2 separate regions of the Homo sapiens genome follow, and region 1 is linked to region 2. Evidence: chromatin loops called from intact Hi-C (ENCODE). Cell type or tissue: spleen. All regions are shown on one strand. Links, peaks and the distances in the headings refer to the core of each region. The heading gives the core; the rest is flanking DNA. Region 1 has its middle 37 kb from the start of MED9. Region 2 has its middle 53 kb from the start of NT5M.

Evidence for each region. Peaks named below come from ENCODE experiments on the same cell type or tissue, not always from the same donor. Only the 100,000 strongest peaks of a DNase experiment are listed, where the experiment ranks them.
Region 1: it touches region 2 in a loop (5-fold over the local background); 34 of 110 quality-filtered maps call a loop at or near these places.

What each region holds. Positions count from the first base shown.
Region 1 is chr17:17,435,368-17,443,692 of GRCh38, reverse strand. No RefSeq gene overlaps it. Among named protein-coding and RNA genes, the nearest start is that of MED9, 37 kb to the left of the region's middle. RefSeq lists an enhancer at 1,085-1,930. In spleen, for the core only: a CTCF peak has its summit at 3,505; a DNase peak (open chromatin) is centred at 3,516; H3K27ac peaks cover 1,712 bases.
Region 2 is chr17:17,352,642-17,360,966 of GRCh38, reverse strand. No RefSeq gene overlaps it. Among named protein-coding and RNA genes, the nearest start is that of NT5M, 53 kb to the right of the region's middle. RefSeq lists enhancers at 5,030-5,530, 5,531-6,031. In spleen, for the core only: CTCF peaks have their summits at 4,751, 5,699 and 5,914 (motif pointing left); DNase peaks (open chromatin) are centred at 4,136, 4,706, 5,876 and 7,606; H3K27ac peaks cover 453 bases.

The DNA.
Region 1 (8,325 bases), core at 119-8,118, 83 kb before region 2:
GCTGGTCAACCTATCCCCTGGCTTTGGGGGAATGCAACCCATGTCTGGCCAACTGTGGTGCCCCATTTCCCAGTCTAGAGTTGTTGGTCCAAGAGGAGGCTCTCTCTTACTCTGAAATCATGAGCTGAGGGTTTACTGTGTATGCCTGAAGCTATCAGACAATGAAGAAAGAAGAGAGAGAAAGAGAGAGATTTGAGCACCTGGGTCCAGCTATGACTGAAGCTAGCAAGACACCCATCTTTGTTCTCTGAAATTATGTAAGAAAGTAAACTCCCTTTTTGGAATTTTGCTTGTTTACTTTTGCTTAAGTTAACTTGAGCTGGAATTTCATCATCACAATTAAAAACATCCTAACAACTTATCCCTTGAAAATCATGTGCTTTGCGCCCAGCCAGCCGCCCCGTCAGGGAGGGAGGTGGGGGGGTCAGCCCCCCGCCAGGCCAGCCGCCCCGTCCGGGAGGGAGGTCGGGGCGTCAGCCTCCAGCCCGGCCAGCCGCCCCGTCCGGGAGGTGAGGGGCGCCTCTGCCTGGCCACCCCTACTGGGAAGTGAGGAGCCCCTCTGCCCGGCCAGCGGCCCCGTCCGGGAGGGAGGTGGGGGGGGTCAGCCCCCCACCCGGCCAGCCGCCCCGTCCGGGAGGGAGGTGGGGGGGGTCAGCCCCCCGCCCGGCCAGCCGCCCCGTCCGGGAGGGAGGTGGGGGGGGTCAGCCCCCCGCCCGGCCAGCGGCCCCGTCCGGGAGGGAGGTGGGGAGGTCAGCCCCCCGCCAGGCCAGCCGCCCCGTCCGGGAGGGAGGTCGGGGCGTCAGCCTCCCGCCCGGCCAGCCGCCCCGTCCGGGAGGTGAGGGGTGCCTCTGCCTGGCCGCCCCTACTGGGAAGTGAGGAGCCCCTCTGCCCGGCCAGCCGCCCCGTCCGGGAGGGAAGGTGGGGGGGTCAGCCCCCCGCCCGGCCAGCCGCCCCGTCCGGGAGGGAGGTGGGGGGGGTCAGCCCCCCGCCCGGCCAGCCGCCCGGTCCGGGAGGGAGGTGGGGGGGGTCAGCCCCCCGCCCAGGCCAGCCGTCCCGGTACCGGGAGGGAGGTGGGGGGGGTCAGCCCCCCACCCGGCCAGCCGCCCCGTCCGGGAGGGAGGTGGGGGGGTCAGCCCCCCGCCCGGCCAGCCGCCCCGTCCGGGAGGGAGGTGGGGGGGTCAGCCCCCCGCCCGGCCAGCCGCCCCGTCAGGGAGGGAGGTGGGTTCAGCCCCCCGCCAGGCCAGCCGCCCCGTCTGGGAGGGAGGTCGGGGCGTCAGCCTCCCGCCCGGCCAGCCGCCCCGTCTGGGAGGTGAGGGGCGCCTCTGCCTGGCCGCCCCTACTGGGAAGTGAGGAGCCCCTCTGCCAGGCCAGCCGCCCCGTCCGGGAGGGAGGTGGGGGGGTCAGCCCCCCGCCCGGCCAGCCGCCCCGTCCGGGAGGTGAGGGGCGCCTCTGCCCGGCCGCCCCTACTGGGAAGTGAGGAGCCCCTCTGCCCGGCCACCACCCCGTCTGGGAGGTGTGCCCAACAGCTCATTGAGAACGGGCCAGGATGACAATGGCGGCTTTGTGGAATAGAAAGGCGGGAAAGGTGGGGAAAAGATTGAGAAATCGGATGGTTGCCGTGTCTGTGTAGAAAGAAGTAGACATGGGAGACTTTTCATTTTGTTCTGTACTAAGAAAACTTCTGCCTTGGGATCCTGTTGATCTGTGACCTTACCCCCAACCCTGTGCTCTCTGAAACATGTGCTGTGTCCACTCAGGGTTAAATGGATTAAGGGCGGTGCAAGATGTGCTTTGTTAAACAGATGCTTGAAGGCAGCATGCTCGTTAAGAGTCGTCACCACTCCCTAATCTCAAGTACCCAGGGACACAAACACTGCTGAAGGCCGCAGGGTCCTCTGCCTAGGAAAACCAGAGACCTTTGTTCACTTGTTTATCTGCTGACCTTCCCTCCACTATTGTCCTATGACCCTGCCAAATCCCCCTCTGTGAGAAACACCCAAGAATTATCAATAAAAAATAAATAAATTAAAAAAAAACAAAAACAAAAACAAAAAAAACAGATGTGGAAAAAAAAAAAAAAAAAAAAGAAAATCATGTGCTTTGTAGCAGTAACAAACAAATGAAGAGCAGATTTTCACTTGATTAAAGCCTGACCAGACCAATGATCCATACCCTGCTGTCTGCGGCCTACAGAAACCGCCCTTCCTCCACCACCAAAGGAAAAAAGATAACACAAATTAGAAGAAACAAACAGACCTAAAGCAAGCCACAGCTGTCTCCTGGTTGGTGCCAACGCGCCAGCATTGAGCTGGCCCTGCCCGGATGGTTTTCTTGTCACCCTGGTTGTCCTCAAGCTCTGTGAGCATAAAGACTGTGTTTTCTGTGTTTTCACAGCCAACTTCATATAGGAGTTCACAAGCAGATATTCAAAAGTGGCTCCTTAAATAGACTAAAACGCATAACGCTTGCTTTTAAGTTAATAGCCAATGTTCAATGAGTCCTATGTTCCAGGCCTGGGGCTGAGTGCTTTACCTGCGATGGCTCACTCAATCACCATGAGTGGAAGGTGGTTTCTATTATTATCCTCATTTTACAGATGAGAAGACTGAGGCCCCAGGAGTTGGCGATTTTCCTAACGTCACAGGCTGCTAGAGCTCATCTGAACGCTAACACCTTTTACTTGTTTATTTCACCCTGAAACATTGACATTGCTGACATGCTATAGGACTTCAATTCCTTTATGATGGAGAAATGAAAATAAATATCACCCCACTACCATCACTAAACACACACACACACACCCCTCTCTCACCGCCCTGGCCAAAGGCCTGAAACCAAAACACGGTGTTCTCTCTGCATTATTAGCCATTACCACCCGTAAGGAACCCAAGCAATGTTTTTCCGAGAAGGCCCAGGGTACAGGGGGTGCCATTCATGGAGAGCTCAAGTGCCCAGCCTGGCATTTCACAGGCCACTTGTGCATGTCTAATTGTCTTTTCTGTGTCAGGAGGGCGGGCTGTGTTTGTCAGAGGCTCATTAGGACCCTGGCCAAGGGGTTGTTTGTGATTTCAGGGCTGGGTGAGGAAAGTGCAGGGTGAGGGTTTCTGTTCCGAATGGACCTCCTGCCGAGCGCTGAGTCAAGGTTGCCAGCCAGCACCAGCCTCCCCTTCCCCCCTTTTTGGTTGGTTTTCCCCAAGCATCTGTTTGTTTTGCTCCTGCAAACAAAAGTCAAAGAGAATACATGGCTCCCAGTGAGTGAAGGAAGCAGATTTTTCTGGTCCTTCCAAAAGCACAGCAAGCCCACCTAGTCCCTTTGTACAGGGGGATTGAGCTGAGTCAGAGCAAAGAATCCCTTCACCTCACATCACTGGGCCAGCGATGCCAGCCAACAAGCCAGGAGATCCTTGTGCATTCCTGTCACAGCTTACCACGAGGCCACCAGGATCCTACTTGGGTCTATGGGTGGTATTATAAGAAATCCTGGTGCTTTGCCTGCAATGAGGGCATCCAGCCAGCAGGTGGACTGTGGGCGGTTTGCACAAGACCAAAAGAGCAAGGCCCTTGAGCCATATCTTAAGCCCGAGTAAATGTCAGCAAGATTGATCTTTTCCAGTCGTGTTTTGTACTATGTTGAACAATCTACATAGAGCAGCACCAAAACAAGGTGACACTGAGAGATTACCAGGCTAAAATTAATTAAAAATAATATATGCTTTCAATTGTGGTGAAAAATGTATAACACATTTACCATCTTAATCCCTTTTATGTGTACAGTTCAGTGCCATTACGTGCATTAACACTGTTGTGGGACCATCACCACCATTCATCTCCAGAATGTTTTTCATCTTCCCAAACGGAAACTCTATACCCATTAAACAGTAACTCCCTATCCCGTCCTCCCCCAGCCCCTGACAGTTACTGTTTTACTCTCTGTCTCTATGAATCTGACTACTTTAGGTACCTCATATAAGTGGAATTACACATTTACTATTTGTTCTTTTGTGACTGGCTTATTTCACTTAGCATGAAGTCCTTAAGGTTCAGCCATGTTGTAGCATGTGTCAAAATTTTCTTCCTTTTTCTTTTTTCTTCCTTTAAAAATTTCTTCCTTTTTAAAGTTGAATGATATTCCATTGTATGTGTAAACCCAAAGTATCTGAGACAAGTCTCAATCAATTTCAAAGTCCATTTTGCCAAGGTTAAGGACATGCCCGTGACACAGCCTCAGGAGGCTTCCAGGTCATAGGTGGATTCAAAGATTTTCTGATTGGCGGTTGGTTGAAAGAGTTTATCTAAAGACCTGGAATCAATAGAAGGGAGTGTATGGGTTAAAATTAGGGGTTGTGGAGACCAAGAATTTTATTATGCAGGTGAGGTAGCAGGCTTCAGAAAGAATAAATTCTCTTAAGGTCTCTGTTTTAATGTTAATATTGGTCAGTTATGCCTGAATTTCAAAGTAGGGAGGGTATAAGGAGGCATGCCTGACCCCTTATTCCCATCATGGCTGGACCGCCAAACAAAAACTTTGTTTTCATTTTTGTTTTTTTTTGAGACAGAGTCTCTCTCTGTTGCCCAGGCTGGAGTGCAGTGGCACAATCTCGGCTCACTGCAACCTCTGCCTCCCAGGTTCAAGTGATTCTCCTGCCTCAGCCTCTCAAGTAGCTGGGATTACAGGTGCCTGCCACCACGCCCGGCTAATTTTTGTATTTTTAGTAGAGACGGGGTTTTATCACGTTGGCCAGGCTGGCCTCAAACTCCTGACCTCAGGTGATCCACCCGCCTTGGCCTCCCAAAGTGCTTGGATTACAGGCATGAGCCACCGTGCCTGGCCTCAGATTAACTTTGGAATGCCCTTGGCCAAGAGGAGGTCCATTCAGTTGGTTAGGGGGGCTTAGAATTTTATTCCTGGTTTCTGTATGGATATACTGCATCTTGTTTACATATTTATCTGTTAATGAACATTTGGCTTGTCCCATCTTTTTGCTATTTTGAATAATACAACTATAAACAAATGTCTGTTCAAGTCCCTGCTTTCAATTCTTTTGGGCATATACCCAGAAGTGGAATTGTGGGTCATGTTGTGATTCTATGTTTAATTTTTTTTTTTTTTTTTGAGATGGAGTTTTGCTCTTGTTGCCCAGGCTGGAGTGCAATTGCACAATCTTGGCTCACAGCAACCTCCGCCTCGCAGGTTCAAGCCATTCTCCTGCCTCAGCCTCTGGAGTAGCTGGGATTACAGGCATGCACCACCACGCCTGGCTAATTTTGTATTTTTATACAGACGGGGTTTCTCCATGTTGGTCAGGCTGGTTTCGAACTCCGGGCCTCAGGTGATCCGCCCACCTCGGCCTCCCAAAGTGCTGGGATTACAGGCGTGAGCCACAACGCCCAGCCTATGTTTAAGTTTTTAAGGAACTGCCATACTATACCTGGCTAACAATTTTGATTGATACATAATCATATTATGGGGTCCACGTGATATTTTGATACATGCGTACAATGTGTAATGATCATGTCAGGGTAATTAGGATTTCCATTACCTCAAACACATATCATTCCTTTGTGTTGAGGACATTCCAAATCTTCTGTTCTAGGTATTGTGAAATATACAATGCATTATTGATAACTATAGTCACCTACTGTGCTGTCAAACACTAGAGCTTATTCCTATCTAACTGTATGCTTGTACCCATGAACCAACCTCTCCATCCCCTCTCCCTCCTGCCCTTCCCAGCCTCTGGTAGCCGGCACTCCATTCACTTCCTCTGTGAGATCCACCTTCTGAGCCCCCACATAGGAGTGAGAACATGCAGTATTTGTCTTTCTGGGCATTATACCTGGCTGAATTTAATGTCAATTCAACACATATGTATTGCACGTCGGCCATGTTGCCTGATGAGACCCGGAGCCCCCACGGAGTCCACAATATAGACAGACAAACCCTAGATGTGTGGGACTCTAAAGGCACGAGAAAGCTAGCCCTGCTGCCATCTGCAGCTGGAACAAAACAGCAGGGCCCTATAAGCCCTGGGCTTAGCTGGGAGTCTCCCACAAGGATGGAGCCCAGACATCAGAAGCGACTCAACAAGGAGTTCTTGGCCGGGCGTGGTGGCTCATGCCTGTAATCCCAGCATTTTTTAGGAGGCCAAGGTGGGTGGATCACCTGAGGTCAGGAGTTCACGAGCAGCCTGATCTTCATGGTGAAACCCCATCTCTACTAAATAGAAAAAACTTAGCCAGATTGAGGCAGGAGAATCACTTAAACCTGGGAGACGGAGGCTTTAGTGAGCTGAGATTGCACCACTGCACTCCGACCTGGGCAACAAAAGTGAAACTCTGTTTCCAAAAAAAAAAAGGAGTTCCTTTCTTTCCCACTGGCCTGGGCTTCCTTCCCTCTGGGCCTCAAGTTGATTGCCTCTTGGCCTTTTAGGGGGAGGAGAGGGCGATTCCTAAGTGAGACCACCCTCCCCAGACCACCTGACTATGCCAGCCCAATGAGAGGGCAGAGAGAAGTGATGGGCGATAAAATTGGGGGCCTGAGAGAGACCCTTGAGGGAACTTATGCCAAGCCCCAAGAGGACACTGCTGCTTGCCTAATGGTACCAGAACTTTCTCCGTGGGCAGGGTCGCAGGCAGCCCTGAATGACCCTGGGCTACAGTGCTCCATTGACAAGCCCCAGTCCTGTCAGGTCTATAGAAACCACTCTTAGCTTACCTGTGTGGCAGGCGGGTATCACTGGGCCACAGAGGGAAGGGTCGGCACTGAAGGAGAGTGGCTGAGCTGTCCTAAAGTGGGGTCCTCTACAGCCAGGTAAAGTGTTTTGCTGGACTTAGCCAAGGGCAGAGGGTGAAATGGGCCCATACACAAAGCAGTTCGTAAAATGAGCCAGACAGAAACCAGGACTCCAGTGCTCACTGTTCTGGGACTCAAGTGAGACACAGTCACACCAGCTGTCCAGTGATGCTGAAGGAAAGAAGACCACTCTCCCTGCTCACTCCCACTCTCCCAGACTCCAGCCATCAAAACTCCAGTAACCGGGCTGGGCATGGTGGCTCAGGCCCAGCACTTTGGGAGGCTGAGGCGGGTGGATCACCTGAGGTCAGGAATTTGAGACCAGCCTGGGTAACCTGGTGAAACCCCCGTCTCTATTAAAAATACAAAAAACTTAACTGGGCACGGTGGCGGGTGTCTGTAATCCCAGCTACTTGTGATGCTGAGGCAGGAGAATCACTTGAACCCGGGAGGCAGAGGTTGCAGTGAGCCGGGATTGTGCCATTGCACTCCAGCTTGGGCGACGGAGGGAGACTCTGTCTCAACAACAACAACAACAAAAAACTCCAGTAACCAGCACCCCACAAGCAGCCCCGGCTGCATCCCATTTCGTTTTAGTGTTTATTGTTTTTTATTTTTGTTTCTGAGGCCGAGTCTCACTCTGTTGCCCAGGCTGGAGTACAATGGCACGATCTCAGCTCACTGCAACCTCCACCCGCTCCGGGTTCAAGTGATTCTCCTGCCTCAGCCTCCCGAGTAGCTGGGATTACAGGGGGCTGCTACCGTGCCCAGCTAATTTTTTTATTTTTAGTTGAGACATGGTTTCACCACATTGGCCAGGCTGGTCTGGACCTCCTGACCAAGTGATCCACCCTCCTTGGCCTCCCAAAGTGCTGGGATTACAGGCATGAGCCACCGCACCGGCGTGTTTATTGTATTTTATTGTTTTAATATCCTGAATTTTAGCCAACTATAATGTGGCCACCAGCTGATACTCCACTCACCAAAATGAATCACCCACTGTTGCCCACTTCCTGATTCTTAAGAATGAAGGGGAGTGGGGGTAGGAGGGGGACCACAGCCAGATGGACCCCTTCATCCCTCCATCTGTATCGTCACCTCATTCATTGTCCCCTGGCCAGCGTCATTTGCAGCTGCGACACAAATGCTGAGCCTGGCCACCCCACCAGCCACCTCATTTACCACCTTGAGGGGATGCAGCACTATTTGATGTGATGAAGGCTTCTTAAGCAGCTGGGACTTTGGAGGTCAAGGCAGTAACTTAACCGCCAGCTCACAGCCCAACAGCACTCTTGGGAGGTGAGGCAGGCTCAGCTCCTGCAGCCAGGGGGCTGCCCGTTGATCCAGCCTCTGAAAAGTGACTCACATGCCGATTGGACTCTGATGCCTCCCAAAAGCAATAAACAGCCTGGTCTCTCTCATCTTCAGACAGTGTGCTCATGATACAATCAGAGCTTTGCAGGCAAAATTTCCTTTTCTCCACGTATTTCTGACAGGTGACTCATCCTCCATGATCCAGTTAACCTAAACAC
Region 2 (8,325 bases), core at 236-8,235:
AGTTCCAGCTACTCAGGAGGCTGAGGCAGGAGAATCACTTGAACCCGGGAGGCAGAGGTTGCAGTGAGCCAAGACTGCGCCACTGTACCCCAGCCTGGGAGACAAGAGCAAAACTCCATCTCAAAAAAAAAAAAAAGCAAAAAAGAAAAGAAAAGAATAGAAAGAAAGAAAGAAAATGTTAAGAGAAATCTCCAGAAAAATGAAAATAGAACGTATAACTTGTAAACTATTAGAGGGAAAACTGAAATGGGAAAAATGAAATCAACCCAACAAATATCAGGAAAGGGAAGAAAAACAAAACATGGGAGATAGAAAACAAAAACTTATATAAAAGGAATAAGTTCAAACATTTCAATAATCACATGTAATAAATGTGAATGGGTTAAATTCACCTATTCAGGAGTCTCCCTAGACAAAAAACCTATAGGACCTATATAGATTTGAACAGTTTGAAAAAGAAATTGTATTACATCTGTCAATTTCTGAGAAAAATATATTAAGGTCTCTCGCTCTAATTGTAAAATTGTCCATTTCTCTTTATAGTTCTATCAGTTTTTGTGTTAAATATTTTGAAACTATGTTAAGAGCATAAGATTTCATCATTTTTATTTTGCTGGTAGATTGTCTCTTAGCAACATGAATTCAGATTTCCTTTTTTAATCAAGTTTTTGCCTTGAGCTCTGTTTTGTCTGATACTGATGTATGCTTACCAATAGCTTTTTGTTAGGACTTTATAAATTATATCTTTTTCTACTCTCCTATTTAGAACCTTCCTGGGTCATTAGGATTTATATGTGTTTTTTGAAGGCAGGATTTCTTTTCTTTTTTTTTTTTTTTTTTTTTTTTTGGTCTAGGGAGACTCCTGAATAGGTGAATTTAACCCATTCACATTTATTGTATGTGATTATTGAAATGTTTGATCTTATTCCTTTTATATAAGTTTTTATTTTCTATCTCCCATGGTTTGTTTTTCATCTCTTTCCTGATATTTGTTGGATTGACTTCATTTTTCCCATTTCAGTTTTTCCCTCTAATAGTTTATAAGTTATACATACTACTTCTACTTTTCTGGAGATTTCCCTTTACATTTTCACATACATACTTAACCTTATTCTACGAATATCTACAGTTAATTAGAATCTATATCCACTCTCTATCAAGACAAGAGCTTCAGCACACATTTACTCTCTACTGCTCCACAAACTCCTCAACACTTAAATTGATAATATCTAATATTTTAGTTGCAGATTGTTATTAATTTTCAAGCAATCAACACTTACTTAGATTTAATAAGTTTTGTTGGTTTCTTTGCTCATCATTGTTTCTTGTATTCCACTTCTTTTTTAAGACAGGGTCTTCCTCTGTCACCCAGGCTGGAGTGCAGTGGAGCAATCACAGCTCACTGCAAGCTCAAACTCCTAGGCTCAAGTGATCCTCCCACCTAAACCTCCCAAGTTGCTGGGACTACATGCAAGCACCACCACGCCCAGCCAATTTTGCTACTTTTTGTAGACATGGGGTTTCACTATGTTTCCCAGGCTAGTTTCAAACTCCTGGCCTCAAGCAATCCTCCTGCCTTGGCCTCTCAACGTGCTGGGATTACAGGTGTGAGCTACTGCACTCAGCCTCTGTTTCTTGGATTACTTTTTCTTCTTGCTAGGGCATATCATTTAACAATTCTTTCAAAAAGGAATTTTATCAATGCTAAACGTCTTAGACATTATTTTCCTTCAGGTTTTAAAGATAATTTCTTCTTTTTTTCTGGCTTCCTGTATTCCATTATTTTGCAAGTCGTCTGTTTTCAGTCTGAAATATTTAGAGTCTTTTTTATCCCCAGTGTTCTGAAATTTCAACATGTCTGTCCAGCAAAGGCTCCCTCTTCATTTATCCTGATAGGCACTGGCAGAGTTCTGGGACATTGCCAGTCTCAGCTCTGGAAAATTTCTTCCCCTGCATTCTTTTGGTTATGTCTTCTGGGACCAGAAAATGAAACTTTGACTCTGTCCTCCATGTATCCTAACTTTTATTCTGTGCTTTCCATCTCTTTGTCCTTTCATGCTGCCTTCTAGAAGTCCTTAACTCAATCCTCTTACTCATTTCTTTGCTCGTCAGCTGTGTCCATTCTGCTATTCATCCCATTTATGGAGTTTTTTCAATGACCAGATTTTAACTTTCTAGATTCTCTAGTTGATTTTTTTGGGGATCCAATAGCCTATCCCATCTCTCCAGGGATACTGAGTACACCTTTCTAAGTCCTCATCCTGGTGCCTTAACTCCCTTTCCTTGGGTGTCAATTCTCTCATTGAGGAGTTTGCTGCCTGTCATTCACAGGCTCATCTCTGTGTCTGAAGTTCATGGTTAGCCAATCTGCAAGCATCACAGCTCTCTCCCACAGCCTGCCCCACTCGTGGGGTAGCAGAATGCACCACCAGCCACTACCTAATGTTCTGTGCATGGGGGCCTCCATTCTCCCTAAACACACCAGCCTTCCAGGACAGTGCCTGCCCCTTCAAGCCTTGCACTCACATTACTTCTGATGACCACTCCCTCAAAACACAGATACCTGTGTTATCTGCTTGGTCTGGGTGTGTGTGTGTGTGTGTGTGTGTGTGTGTGGTGGTGGTGGTCAGGAAGAGGGTTGAATTCACCTGTGGCTCCTACTGAGTACCTTGAACAATCATCCCATCAGGGCCCAGGGGCCTACAGTGGCCCCAACTTTTCGCAGCAGCCAGCCCCCTCCCACCATTGGCCCCAGCCTCTTCTGCCTTTAAGGCCTTCAGCATAGTGTCTGGTCAACCAAGCGCACCAGTCTTGTTTTCAATGTGGTTGTGAATTTTAAAAACATATTTTTTGTCCCCTTAGAGGATTTGGGATGATGGGGGAGGCTTCAGTGTGAGTCACCTGCTACCCCATCCCTTTCTATTTCTTGCATGCCTCTGGGCATCTTAATCTCTGCAGCCTGAGGTGCTGGGCATCAGCCCTGGAGTCAAGCTGAGCCTGGACTGCACCTTCTCAGCATGACTTTTCACAGAATTGAAAGAGTCTAGGCCAGGCACGGTGGCTCACACCTCTAATCCCAGCACTTTGGAAGGCCAAGGCGGGTGGATCACCTGAGGTCAGGAGTTCGAGACAAGCCTGGCTAACACAGTGAAACCTCGTCTCTACTGAAAATACAAAAAATTAGCCGGGCCTGGTGGCGGGCACCTGTAGTCCCAGCTACTCAGGAGGCTGAGGCAGGAGAATGGTGTGAACCTGGGAGGCGGAGCTTGCAGTGAGCCAAGATCGTGCCACTGCACTCCAGCCTTTGCGACAGAGCGAGACTGTCTCAGAAAAGAAAGAAAGAAAGAAAGAAAGAGTCTATGTGGGCTGGGCGCTGTGGCTCATGCCTGTAATCCCAGCACTTTGGGAGGCCGAGTCAGGTGGATCACCTGAGGTCAGGAGTTCAAGAACAGCCTGGCCAACATGGTGAAACCCTGTCTCTATTAAAAATACAAAAATTAGCCAGGCGTGGTGGCTCACACCTGTAGTCCCAGCTACTTGGGAGGCTGAGGCAGGAGAATCGCTTGAACTTGGGAGGGGCTGAGGTTGTGGTGAGCAGAGATGGCACCATTGCACTCCAGCCTGGGCGATAGAGTGAGACTCCATCTCAAAAACAAAGAAAACGTCTATGTGGACCTTATTTCATCCTCACCAGGATTCATGACGTGATGAAGTGTCTGGCATCTGCTCAATATATGTAGGATCCTCTCCCCATTTCTCCCTTGCCACCGCCGTAGAAAGTCAACTCCTTCCCTGGTGTCTGTTTGCAGTTAGCAGTCTAGGCAGTGAGTCCTGTAGGGGACAGAAGAGATAGACTACCCGGGGGGCTGGAGTCGTCGGGGACCTTTTGGCGGAAGGGACAGGCGGGCAGGGCCTTCAAGGAAGAACAGGCTTGAAATAAGTGGTGAGGGAAGGAAGAGATTCAGGCTGGAGGTGGGGGCAGGCGGGAAAGACAGACCAAGGTGAGGTGTGGGAATGTCAGGGAAAACCATCGTCTGCTTTGTTTAGGCAGAGGTCAGGGTCTCAAATGCCATAGGGGGCCAGGAGGTGACAAACCTGGGACCAGGGCTGGGTCTGAGGGCGGGGGGACTGAATCCTGGGGCAGGATGCTTAGTCAGGTTACTGCCCAACCAGCCCAGCCGTCTGTGCCCACCTTCTGAGGACTTGCGGTGGAGGATATAAAAGTACCCTGAAAAAATACAGTGAGCCGCCAAAGTGCTTCTGAGGGCTGCCAGCTTGCAACCTCTGGCGTGTGTGGGCGCTCAGTGCTGGGACCATGGGAGGGGCCTGCAGCAAATGGAACCTACCATGAGAACAGGGACCCATGGATGTCTTTGGGCACCTGCCTTCCTCCTAGCCAGGCCTGCGCAAAACCCCAGCCACCCCCCAGTCTGTCTCTGAGGCCTCAAATGCCCACAGCACTTTGCTCTTTTAGGTGAAGTCACAGCTCTGGTGATTCATCTTGCCCCCCGGCCAACCAAGTGGTTGAGGCCCCCAGGGCCTGCCCACAGGAGCTTCCAGAACGTGCCTGGGGTCAGAAAGAGATGCTGATCATTAGGAACATCCTTATGGGACCAGAACATGGGGCAGGTCTGGTCTGGGTGGTGACTGCAGGCCCCAAGAGAGGTCCCTCCAGGGAGGCAGTGAGGACTTAAGCATCCAGAGCCGGTCCTCTGGCATCATCCAGTGGCCATTTGTGTGAATTGCAGCCCCACACCACTGCCTGATCATTCTCCAAGGAGCCAAAACTACCAGGAGTAGCAGAAAACCAGGGTGAGAATACAAGATTTCTGCCCACAGCCTGTTTGCATCTCCTCAGCCCTGCTTCTTTCTAAATTTTAAGGAGACTGATTATTGCTGGGTTCCTTTAGGCCCCGACCTGTGAGTACAAGCCAGCCTTGCCAAATCTAATCAAGGACTTTTTTTTTTTTTTTGTAATTTTATCCAAATTGCCAACTGGGCAGAGACGATTCCTGAACAGGCAATTTGGCTACTATTTGTACATATTTCTACCCTTAAGAGTCATCTTGTTACAGCCCTGGCATAAACTGGCTTAGGGCCTGTAAGAGCCCAGAGGAAAAGAGTCTTTTTTGGACTGTAGCGCGTGAAGACCCAGCCTCTCCCTCTCCAAAGCCGCAGGGCACCCTCAGCCTAGCCCCCCAGGCCTGGGCAGCTCTGGATAAAGGTAACACTGCAAAAGCTGCTGCTGACACAGCCCACACTGCCTCCCTGCTGCAGGGAAGTCAGAGCCAGGGCTTGTGCAGAAAGCGCCGGTAAAGACAGGTGAGCGGCAGGTGCAAAGCCGCAGGAGAGAGGCATGCGAAGAGCCCCAGGAGCCCCGAGCGCCGGGGAGATGGGGAGGGCCAGGTCCTGAAGGGTCTTCTTCCAGTGCTAAGCTAAGGAGATCCCACTTCATCCCCAACGTGACAGGGAGCTGTGGGTGGGCTAGAGGTGCAGCCCGAGGCCCAGCTGAAACCTGCACAAAGCCCTGGCTTGGAAGCAGAGCGACTTTCCTCTTCAGGCCTCCTTAAGGTCTTGCTGGTAGTGCATGCTTGAGGTTTGTGGCTGGGGACAAGAAGGTTTCTGCTGGTCAAGGGTGAGCCCCCTACCCTGGTAGGCTGCTCACGGGTCCTCAGTCTGGCTGGCGCCCTGGGCCCATCAGACATTTGTCCACAGCAGCCCGGGGCGTAAGGGGAAGAAGAGCTGGCCCAGGAGGGCAAGAAGAGCAGGTAGGGAATGGGGCCCTTCCCCCTTCTTTCCCCACAGCTGCCTGTACCCATGCACGCCCCATCATAAGCACGCGCGAGCAGTCATTTGAAGGGGGCTGTGCTGCCACCTGGTGGCCACACCAGGACAATGTCCCTGGAAGGACTCCAAGTTCCTGTGGAAGGCCCCTCTTCCCCATTTAGGACTCCCTCCCCTGAGCCCACCGCCTTGCTTTACAGATGAAGTCAGTTCCCTCAATCAAGCAGCAACATTCTGGAATAAATGTCCCTATTTCCTTCAACCCTTTCTCATGGATGCTGACCCACTCTCATTTGTCAGCAGAGGAAGTCGGCTCAGAGAACAGTCACACAGCAAGTCGATGGCAGCGCCAGGCCCTGTCCTGCAGACTCCTTGTCCCTCTCTCCTCTGAAGCAAACTCTGGGGGCTGAGCTCCCACCCCAGCCTTGCTTGCTGTGTGGCTTGGGGCTTGCCAATGAGCCTCTCTGAGTCCTGGTTTCCTGGGGTTGACACCATGATGCAGGGTATAGGAAGGGTTAAATGAGGCGCAGGTGTAACAGAATCGGGTGCACATGCAAAAACTCAGATGTGCAAATAACTGTTCCCTATTAACTACAACTAATCACTTTTTTTAATTGCCAATTAAAATGAACTCAGTCTTTCCATTAAAGCGGTCTTTGGTTGAACTCAGGCTCTTTCGGGGAAGCATTGAGTCGTTCAAAGTTTCCATGCCCTGGAGGGGCTGATGATCCCTCTGTGCTTGAGAGGGTCTCCCTCATTTCCTTCCCTGCCACGGGCACATCTGGATCCAGGAGCTGGCTTCTGCTTCAGGGCCTGGCCGTGCTGCCTTGTTTCGCCGGGTGGGCCTCCGCCCTGCCTGCTGAAGCTCCTGAAGCTCGGCGAGGGGCCTGCTCCTGAGGCCCAGCCTGGGCCCCAGGGGTGCTCTGAGCCCCTCAGGTCTGGCTGCAGCTCCCATCTGACCCCAGACCGCATGGTCCCCCGCAGCCCTCAGCCCCAGCTCACTTCGCCAAGCAGGCAGTTGCCCACCAAAGTTCTTGACCGTGGTTCCTCCACAAGCACACAGAATCCCCTGGATTTTTCCTTTCCAGGCTGAGGAAGAGCAGGGGGCCTTGGGGCTCTACCTGGGGCTCACCTGCTCAACCTCTCTCATGCCATGCAGAACCAGCCCCTCACCAGCTGGGGTTTCTGTGGGATTCCTGTTCTCTTGCTCATACCCCCCAACACATACAACTACTATTGAACCAAGACAAATGGGGGTCACTTCCCAGGGCCCTGGCTCATCCTCCAACAGCGTGGCCCCTCCGAGGCTCTCCTCCCACCTAGGACCAGGGGCAGATTACAGTCTAGTGGGACCTTTCCCCAGGTCATCTCCTTCCTCCCTACCCCATGGACTTCCTGTCCTGGATGACACCTGCCCTACCTTCCCATGGGGTGGTGGGGGTCATCACTTGGCCTGATTGGCAGGAGTGCAGGGAAGAAAACTGAGGCAACAGGAGTTGTCTACAAAGTGCTGTCTCCATTGCATATGTAAGCGCCAGGCCAGTCACACGGTGGAAGATCAATTCGCTCATATCCCCTTCTCCTCACCCTCCTTGGCCCCAAGACTGACAACTGAGGCCACCTCAGTGGCTGGGCCTGCCCCTCTGGCCTCTAAGAATTGGCCTGCTCTGGCCTGACCCTTTCTGCCTGTCCTGTGGTTTTGCTGCAAGCTGAGCATCTGGCACCCACCTCGGATGGAAGCCCAGCTCCTGACCCCAGGCCCTGCTTTACCCAGGAACACCTGGGCCCCAAGAGAATGCCAGGCCAGACGACAGTGCCAGGAGGCCACAAGCGCAGCCCCAGCATGGCCACCGCCTAGGGCAGCCCCAGCAGGCCTGGCCACACAGAGATGGTTCGTGCCATCCCTAACCAGGAACAGCTCCAGAGGGTGGTTCTGTGGCTGTGAAATGTGCTGATCACAGTGGCGGGACACAGTAAGCACTAAGGAAACAGCTATTGTCAGATTGATGCTTGATGTGGTCCCAACAAATGGGGAATCCTGACCCAGAAAACTAAAGAAACCCCATGGTCTTTCTGCCTTCAAGCCCGAGGCCAGCCTGGAGGGCTCCAGTCCGCACCACTTCGGGTGTGTGTGTATGGTGCACACACATGTGCCCCCTTCATCTCTGCTTCGTCATCCTCATCCCGGCTGCCATCCATTGAGCCGCATCTATATGCCGGACACTCAGAGAGAGATGCCCTTAAAATGTCCATTTTGCAATTTAAAAAAACACCCCCACTAAAGCTCAGGCATAGAAGCAGAGCATAGAGGTCTGCAGGGGGGTTGGGAAGGGAGTTGGGGGGACAGCCACCCTTCCTCTGCCCTGGGCTGCGGCTCCTGCCGCCGAGCTTCCCTGCCTGGCTGGGCTGCCCCAGGCCTCCCTCCCTCCCCAGCATTTGGGCCCCTCGTGAATGAGGACACATTTTACAGAGTCATGTGACCCCCCGCCCCGTGACCACCCAGCAGCCCATGTAAGAAGACCACGTGATGGAACCCGAGGG